Regions from separate parts of the Homo sapiens genome. Here region 2 is linked to region 1. A link is an interaction called in ENCODE POLR2A ChIA-PET data of the cell type or tissue named here. Cell type or tissue: Panc1. All regions are shown on one strand. Links, peaks and the distances in the headings refer to the core of each region. The heading gives the core; the rest is flanking DNA.

Evidence for each region. ChIA-PET counts read pairs that join two places held together with the same protein. Peaks named below come from ENCODE experiments on the same cell type or tissue, not always from the same donor. Only the 100,000 strongest peaks of a DNase experiment are listed, where the experiment ranks them.
Region 2: POLR2A ChIA-PET joins it to region 1 with 5 read pairs; 2 of 35 experiments call an interaction of 5 or more read pairs at or near these places.

What each region holds. Positions count from the first base shown.
Region 1 is chr7:102,132,514-102,137,025 of GRCh38, reverse strand. All of the region lies in intron 8 of CUX1 (cut like homeobox 1), which reads right to left. Among named protein-coding and RNA genes, the nearest start is that of SH2B2, 150 kb to the left of the region's middle. RefSeq lists an enhancer at 2,323-2,617. In Panc1, for the core only: no CTCF peak of the experiment used is centred there; DNase peaks (open chromatin) are centred at 1,555, 1,799, 2,045 and 2,425; H3K27ac peaks cover 3,056 bases.
Region 2 is chr7:102,319,097-102,323,323 of GRCh38, reverse strand. It overlaps SH2B2 (SH2B adaptor protein 2), which reads right to left. Exons shown (of 9, transcript NM_001359228.2): 8 at 2,822-2,993; 9 at 1,613-2,025. The coding sequence ends at 1,694. Among named protein-coding and RNA genes, the nearest start is that of MIR4285, 28 kb to the right of the region's middle. RefSeq lists enhancers at 617-1,365, 2,791-3,503, 4,132-4,227. In Panc1, for the core only: CTCF peaks have their summits at 1,568 and 1,791; no DNase peak of the experiment used is centred there.

The sequences.
Region 1 (4,512 bases), core at 227-4,226:
CCCCAAATCCCAGGGATTCACTTGAGCAAATGGGCTGGGACAATCAAGCGTTCAGCAAAGCCCTATGTTTCTTGGTAAACACAAGAAAATAACAAACTCCCCTACACCAGTAATAAACATCCACAAAATGAAATAAAAGATCTGTCTCATTTACAACAGAGGTAAACACAGAAGCACGTGGGAATTAAAATAACATAGCATAAACTCCATCTGTAGAAAAATTGGATTACAAAATGCTTGGAGCAAAGGAAGAGAATGATACATTTATGTGCAGCTGCATTAAATACAAAGAAACATACATTTCTCTCCCAAGTTAATTTATAAAAGTTGGTAAAATGGCCGGGCACGGTGGCTCACGTCTAAAATCCCAGCACTTTGGGAGGCCAAGGTGGGCGGATCATGACGTCAGGAGTTTCAGACCAGCCTGACCAACATGGTGAAACCCCGTCTCCATTAAAAATACAAAAATTAGCTGGGTGTGGTGGCGGTGCCTGTAATCCCAGCTATTGGGGAGGCTGAGGCAGGAGAATTGCTTGAACCTGGGAGGTGGAGGTTGCAGTGAGCTGAGATCGTGCCACTGCACTCCAGCATGGGTGAGAGAGCAAGACTCCATCTCAAATAAAAAAAAAAAAAGTTGGTAAAATGACGAGATGCATACAGAAAAAATAGGTGACCAAAATACTAAAGGTTGTTGTTTTTTTTTCTTTTAAACTAAAAACAACAATAGTAAACTGGCTATACAAATACTGAAATAGAAAACAAGGAGACGTCATCAAGAGTGTGGCACTTATTAGAGTGAAAAACTAGACTGATAGAATGAAATTATAGACAGAAATCCAGAGCTATATGTATTTATACCTGATTTGTCAGATATTATATGTTGGGGGAAGAAATCATCAATATTATTGGGCAAACTGAGTATTAAAGAATAACAAACAGAAACAAATATTATTTTATATGATATAATAAACTTCAGACACATTAAAGATATAATAGGTCATTGAAAAATAAGAAAATGGATTGAGGAGAAAAAACCATTTTCTTTTTTTTTTGAGACAGAGCCTTGCTCTGTCTCCCAGGCTGGTGTGTGGTGGCGTGATCTCAGCTCACTGTGACCTCCACCTCCCGGGTTCAAGGATTCTCCTGCCTCAGCCTCCCAAGTAGCTAGGACTATAGGCACGCGCCACCACACCAGGACAATTTTTGTATTTAGAGTAGAGATGGGTTTACACCATCTTGGCCAGGCTGGTCTTGAACTCGTGACCTCAAGTGATCCGCCTGCCTTGGCCTCCCAAAGTGCTGGAATTACAGGCATGAGCCACCGTGCCTGGCCTGAAAAGACTATTTTCTCTCACTGAAACCACATTAGAAATGATTAAGGATAAGATTGCTGGGACTCATGTTTTTATATATATTATTTTTTGTGTGTGTGTACATACACACACACACACACAAACACACACACACACAAGTTGACCCTCAAATATGGGTCTGAACAATATGGTTCCACTTCAACTTGAATATTTTTCAGTAAAATTACACTGAGTGTGTCTGGCCCCCCTCCCACCTCCTCCACGTCCTCCTCCGCTGTCACCCGAGACAGCGAGACCAACCCTCCTCTTCCTTGGCCTACTTGATGTGAAGACAACAGGGATGAAGACCTTTTTGATGATCCACTTCCACTTAATGAACGGAAAGTGTGTTTTCTCTTCCTTAGGATTTCTTAACATTTTCTTTTCTCTGCCTTACTTTATTGGAAGAATATTGTATATAACATATGTAACTTACAAAACATCTTAATCGGCACTTCATGTAACTGGTAAGGCTTCCGGTCACTAGCAGGCTGTCAGTAAAGCTTTTGAGGAGTCAAAAGTTGTACTTGGATTTTTCACTGTGTCGGGGGTCAGTGCCTCTAACCCCTGTGTTGTTCAAGGGTCAACTATACACGATTCTTTTGGACAGTGAAAATCACTAAAACTCGAGTGAAAAGAAAAGCAATTAATTGATAGGTAAAAGTAACCATAAATGTGAGTAGCTAAAATCCAGAATACGTGTAGAATTACTGCCCAGTTTCCACTGTACCCATTTTTACAGGATATAAGGAAACACACAAAGAGTAAAATAAATAGGGACCTGGCGCTGTGACTCCTGTCTGTAATCCCAGAACTTCGGGAGGGAGAGGTGGGAGGATCGCTTGAGCCCAGGAGTTTGAGACCAGCCTGGGTAACACAGTGAGACCCCATCTCTAAAAATAAAAAGAATTAGCTGGGTGTGGTGGCACTTGCCTATAGTCCCAGCTACTCAGGAGGCTGAGGTGGGAGGATCACTTGAGCCCAGGAGGTCAGGGCTGCAGTGAGTCGTGATTGCGCCACTGCATTCCAGTCTGGGCAACAGAGCTGGATCCTGTCTCAAAACAAATAAAAAGTCATGTGGCACTGTGCAAAGCGGTGGGGGAAAGACGGAGGAGGATCCGGTCAAGACACTGTCAGTCTGACGCAGATGCTTAACCCTTCCTTTGCCACGGTCCCCTCTGGAAGTCTTGTCAAGAATACAGGCATCTATTTGGAATGTTTTAAAGACGTAAGTCCACAAGGCCATTATTGGACAGAAGTCTAATCATGTTTTAAGGACCAAGGAAAACAATTATTTTGAAGTGCAGTTATTGCAATTTTTTTTAATTTTTATTTTTGAGACTGAGTCTAGCTCTGTTGCCCAGGCTGAAGTGCAGTGGTGCAATCTCAGCTAACTGCAACCTCCACCTCCCGGGTTCAAGCGATTCTCCTGCCTCAGCCACCAGAGTAGCTGGGATTACAGGTGCCCACCACCACTCCCAGCTAATTTTTTAAACTTTTAGGAGATATGAGGTTTCACCATGTTGGCCAGACTGGCCTCGAACACCTGACCTCAAAGTGATCTGCCCACCTTGGCCTCTCAAGGTGCTGTGATTACAGGTGTGAGCCAGCGCGCCAGGACAATCTTTTTTTAAAACCAGATTTGTGATACAGGAACAACTGTTCTTTACTGTTGCACTAAATAACAAATCTAAGAACCACTGACATTTTGAAGTAGTGATGAATCCAAACAGCGTTTGTGACCTCCGTAACAACGGGAATGAGATGTGAAAGCCTCTGTGATTTCCACTCGCAACGAGGTCACAGTCTGCAATTACCCCGGTGTGGGGGCTTCATTTACAATGGAAGGAAATGCTACATTGCAGTTAGACACTGATGGAAATAAAGATGTATTTTCTAGGCCGAGTGTGGTGGCTCACGCCTGTAGTCCCAGCACTTTGGGAGGCGGAGGCGGGTGGATCACGAGGTCAGGAGTTCAAGACCAGCCTGGCCAACATGGTGAAACCCTGTCTCTACTAAAAACTACAAAAATTATCTGGGTGTGGTGGCACATGCCTGTGGTCCCAACTACTTGGTAGGCTAAGGCAGGAGAATCGCTTGAACCCGGGAGGCGGAGGTTGCAGAGAGCCACAATTGCATCACTGCACTCCAGCCTGGGTGACAGGGCAAGACTCCATCTCAAAAAAAAAAAAAAAAAAAAAAAAAAGATGTATTTTTTTCTGGGTCCAATTCATGAAGCCCCCAGGTTCTCTCTATAGACCCCACATGAAGAGCCCCTAGAATGAGGGAGACCAGAGCCCTCTTTCACCACAGCAGGTAAGTGTGGGCATAGGAGCAGGCAAGGCAGGGCAGGATCAGCTTGTCAGGAAAGGTAGAACCGGCTGCAAGGTGAGCTGGGGAAAGAAAGGCCTGGGATTCTATAGGACGGTGGAGTTTGAGTTGGCCTAAGATGAGGCTGGGAAGGCAGGGCTGCATCCCAAAGTGCCTTGTGCATCATGCTGTGATTTTGGACTTTCCCTTAGATATGAGAGAGGGTGCCACGGAGAGATTTTAAGTGGGACAGGTTTTAGCAGGATCAGACAGATTTTAGAAAGATAACTTTAGCAGATGCTTGGAGGGTGGTTTTGTCCAGGGAGATACTGGTGGCAGAGGGTCAAGTTCAGAAGATCTTGAAGTGAGACCAAGAGACGAAAAACAAATTAAGGCCGGGTGCGGTGGCTCACGCCTGTAATCCCAGCACTTTGGGAGGCTGAGGCAGGTGAATCACTTGAGGTCAGGAGTTTGCGACCAGCCTGGCCAACATGGTGAACCCTGTCACTACTAAAAATACAAAAATTAGCCAGGTGTAGTGGCGGGTGCCTGTAATCCCAGCTACTCAGGAAGCTGAGGCAGGAGAATCGCTTGAACCTGGGAGGTGGAGGTTGCAGTGAGCAGAGATTGCGCCACTGCAAGTGACAGAGCGAGACCCTGTCTCAAAAAAAAAAAAAAAAAAAGAAAAGCAAAGAAAAACAAATTAAAATGACGGTAGTGAGAGTGGTGATGAAGTTGGGAATGTACAATGTTGCAAGAAGGCGGAACTAACATGAATTAGACAGGAGGGCTCACAAAGGAGTGACGAAATACCCTCAGTTTCTGGAATGAAGGAGGAGCAGGTATGGTC
Region 2 (4,227 bases), core at 1-4,000, 190 kb before region 1:
GGCAGAAGGACTCCAGCCACAACCGAATGAAGGTGCTAGAAGCAGAGGTAGCAGGGTGCTCTCCTGATCGCTGAATTTGTATTCTTCCCTCATCATGGTGGTAGCAGGGGGCCCTACTCTGTCACTTCCTGATGATGTTGTGCATGGGGACTGGGTGGCTGAAAGCCCTGGGAGCCACCCAAGGGTGTTCATGCCCCTTTTATGGGGAAGAGGCTGTGTCTTAGTTACAGTCCTGAGAGCTTTAGATGTCTAGGGATCTGAAATCTGCATCATTGGCCAGGTGCAGTGGCTCATGCCTATAATCACAGCCCTTTGGGAGGCTGAGGTGGGTGGATCGCCTCCCACCCAGGATTACTCGGGAGTTCGAGACCTGCCTAGCCAACATGGTGAAACCCTGTCTCTACCAAAAAAAATTAGCTAGGCGTGGTGGTGCACGCCTGTAGTCTCAGATACTTGGGAGGCTGAGGTGGGAGGATAGTTGGAGCCCGGGAAGTTGAGACTGCAAGTGAGCCAAGATTGTGCCACTGCACCTGTCTCAAAAAAGAAAAAGAAAGAAAAGGAAAGAAAGAGAGAAAGAGAAGAGAAAGAGAAGAGAGGAAGGAAGGAAGGAAGGAAGGAAGGAAGGAAGGAAGGAAGGGGAAAGAAAGAAAAATAGATGGATGCATCATTGACCCAAGCCCTGCAAGGCCAGTCTTGGGCAAGGGGACTGTGGGTCTGTGACCCCAGGTCTGGGGTGTTGTGGGGAAGGCAGAGGTTTGGCTTAGTAGGAACAGGATCTTTCTTGAACACTGCCTGGGGACTGGGGTCCTGGGACTGCCAGCAAGCAGTGTCTCCAGAGCCTGGGGTCATGGGAGTCACAGCTGGAATTCCACTTGTGGGTAGGTGTGGGGTGGGAATGAGACGGGGTGGGGGCTGGGTGTGAATGAGGTGGAGCGCGGTGGGTGGGAGGGCTCTTTAAGCTTCTTCCAAGTTTAAGTCTACCACCGAGCTGGGAAATCCAGCCTCTTCCATTGCCCAATCCCCTAAGGGCTAATATGGAGACATCCTGCCCTGCCGCCCTGTCCACACCGCCAGGCTTCTTCCTGCCCTGCCGCCCTGTCCACACCGCCAGGCTTCTTCCTGCCCTGCCGCCCTGTCCACACCGCCAGGCTTCTTCCTGCCCTGCCGCCCTGTCCACACCGCCAGGCTTCATAGATCTGTCTAAAAACGCCTTTACCCTCCCAGTCCGGGCCTCGACTCCTCCTCCTGGCATCCAAGCTCTCCGTATGACTTGGGCGTGCTCCCCATCCCTCACTGTGTCCTGAATGCCCCCTCCTCTCTTTTCAGCACCCCTCATTGTTACCACCTCCCATCTCTCTCCCTCACAGCTCCAGTAAAGCCCCCTCCCGATCCTAAGCCCTAACCCTTGCTGTTGGGCCCTCTTTCAGGTGCTGCCCGACGCCCCATGGGGAGTCCCTCAGCTGTCCCACCAGAGACAGAGCTGCAAGGGGGCCTGGCAGGTGTCAGGCCACACTGGGCTGGACGGGGGTCCCTGATGGACGGGTGTCTCTGAGAGTGGCTGCCCCGCAGTCCCCGCCTTCCCCGTGGGAGAAAGGACGACAGGAGAGCCGGGTGCAGTCCCTAAAACAGGCTTTTAATAACATCGTGTCTTCACTGAAGAGCTTGGCGTGTCCCACCCGGGCGGCGCCGCGGGCTAGTAGAAGGAGTACTGGTTCTCCACGGCGCGCGCGCGGCCGGGCGCGGCCTCCGGGGGCTCCTCGGCGGCGGTGGCGGCCACGGCCTCCAGCAGGCGCTCGGCGCTGTTGCTGCGGCTCCGCGCGCTGAGCTGGCCCTCGACGGGGCGCGGGGGGGCGGGCCCCGACGCGGCAGAGGACGACGAGGCGGAAGACGAGGAGGCGCCGGCGGCGTCGGAGGGCGAGGCAGGCGGGCAGGCGGCCGCGGCGAGGCTGGAGAAGTAGTGCTGGCCGGGCGAGTCGCTCCAGCAGGCCGGGGACGCGGGCGCGGCAGGGGGCGTGGGGCCCGGCTCTGCAACAAGGCGACGGCAGGGCGTGAGTGGGGACCTGGGCTGGCCACATCCTGCAGGGAGGCCGGGATCCCTCAAGGGGCCAGGGCCCACGCTCAGGTTTCCGAGTTGCAGCCCATGTCCTCGGACACATATGCAAGCACACCCGCCCACATGCATAAACAGAAGCACACACACATACATGTACCTAACCACGCGTGTGCACGCCCATATAGCCACATGCACAGGAGTGCACACACACGCATACATAATGCACACGCTCGCACACAGGCACACAAGCACACGCGTGCCCATGCACGCATGCACACGCTCATGCATATGCGCACACACGCACACGTAAGCGTACGCACACGGGCACATGCACACATACACTCATGCACACACACAAGCACACGCATGCACATGCACCCATGCCCTTAGTGCTCGGTCCCAGCAGCTTTGCTCTGAGCCTCCCCAGTGCAGGGCTTAAGAATCCATATGCCCAGCTCCTTTCATCCCACTTGCCCCAATCCACACCCCTGTCCCCACCCCCATACACCCACCTGCACTGCTGTTGGGCGCCCCCTTCCCCTTGCCAGGAATCATTAGGGACCTGGCTGCCTCTAGGCTGCCACTTCTGCCTCCATTCCTTATGACGTGACTGCTTGAAATTGCTGTGGCTAGGCTAGGGTGGGAGGGACACGGCTGAGGCTATGGGACAGGAGACCTGGGGCTCATCCCACCCCAGGGACCACCTTCTTGAGTAATCAACGGGAAGTCTTCTTGAGTAATCACACCAGCCAGGTGGCGGCATCTTACCTGGTGGGGGGTCCTGGGCCCGCACATAGCTGCGAAGGGTGATGTCGGCCGAGCCCCCTGACTCCAGTGGGATGGGGTGTGTGTGGAAGTGGCGGAGCATGTCAAGCACAGACTGGAACCACAGATGCTGTACGTGACACTGGCCGTGGCCGTTCAGGGACAGGCGCAGGTGCTGTGGGTACAGGTGGGTGTGGTCAGGGGCAGGTCCGGGGCTGGGCACCTGGGTAAGCGCCTTTGGGGGTTGATGGAAGGACCAAGGCTCACAGGGGCTGTATGGGGCTGTGTCAGGGCCGGGGGCCCCTCACACATGAGCCCCATCTGGAGATGGGGAATGGGGGCAACGGACCCAGGCTGAGATGGAAGGCATCAGGCATTGTCCCCATGCTGGGAGCACCTCCACTATGGGCCCATGCCCTACACACCTATAATCTCTAATCCCCTCCCTAATGCCAGAAGATAGGGATTACTGCCCCCATGTTAGAGATAGGAAAACCAAGGCCCAGGGAGGGGGAGTGACTGGCCCATGGTCACAGAGCACAGAGCAGGGAAGAAAACTCCTGTTTGGGTGGTTCCCCCAGCCCAGGAGGCTAGAGGTTGGCCCTCTGTCCCTGCAGAGCCAAAACCCGGAGGCATGGAAAGCTCCCCAGGGCTGGCTGGGGAGGAGTGACCGCACGCTGTGGGAACAGCTGGAACAGGGCTGGCTTCTCTCTAGGTCTCTAGGGCCTGTGTGAGGCAGGTGCCTCAGGGTAAGAAACCATAGGCCTGTGGTGTCTAGTGGAGAGCTGCAGGTCTCTGACTTAAGCCCTATTTTGCTCAACATGTATCCCACTGCAGAAACAAGTGGCTATCTCTGGGGTGTGTGGGGCAAGAGGGGAGCTAAGAGGAGTGGTTTGAGGGTACACGCATAGCCCCAAGCCCAGGAGGGGGAGCTGGTCTGGCCACCTGCATAAAAGACAGACAATCTGCTAGGTGTGGTGGCTCACGCCTGTAATCCCAGCACTTTGGGAGACTGAGGGGAATGGATCACGGGAGGTCAGGAGTTCAAGACCAGCCTGGCCAACATGGTGAGATACCCCCCAACCCTTTAAAAAACAAACAAAAAAATACAGACAATCCCTGGAGCGGGGTGGCGGTCCCACAAGTGAGCTCTGCCACTTAGCAGAATAAGTTGCTAGGACAATGCAGGGACTCAGCCCGAAAGAAACAGCACAGAGGGGTCCCACCACAGCCTCATAGCTGGGCAGAGCCTGCGCAGGGCACAGCTGGGTCCCTGGGGAGAGAAGAAGCAAGTTGGACGCATCCCAATCTTCTGCCAGACCTTCCAGACATTTATTCTGTGAAGGTGGAAAGAGTTGCCTCTGGGAAGGTAGTGATCTTCCCTCCCAGGAGGTATGTAAGCTGGAGGC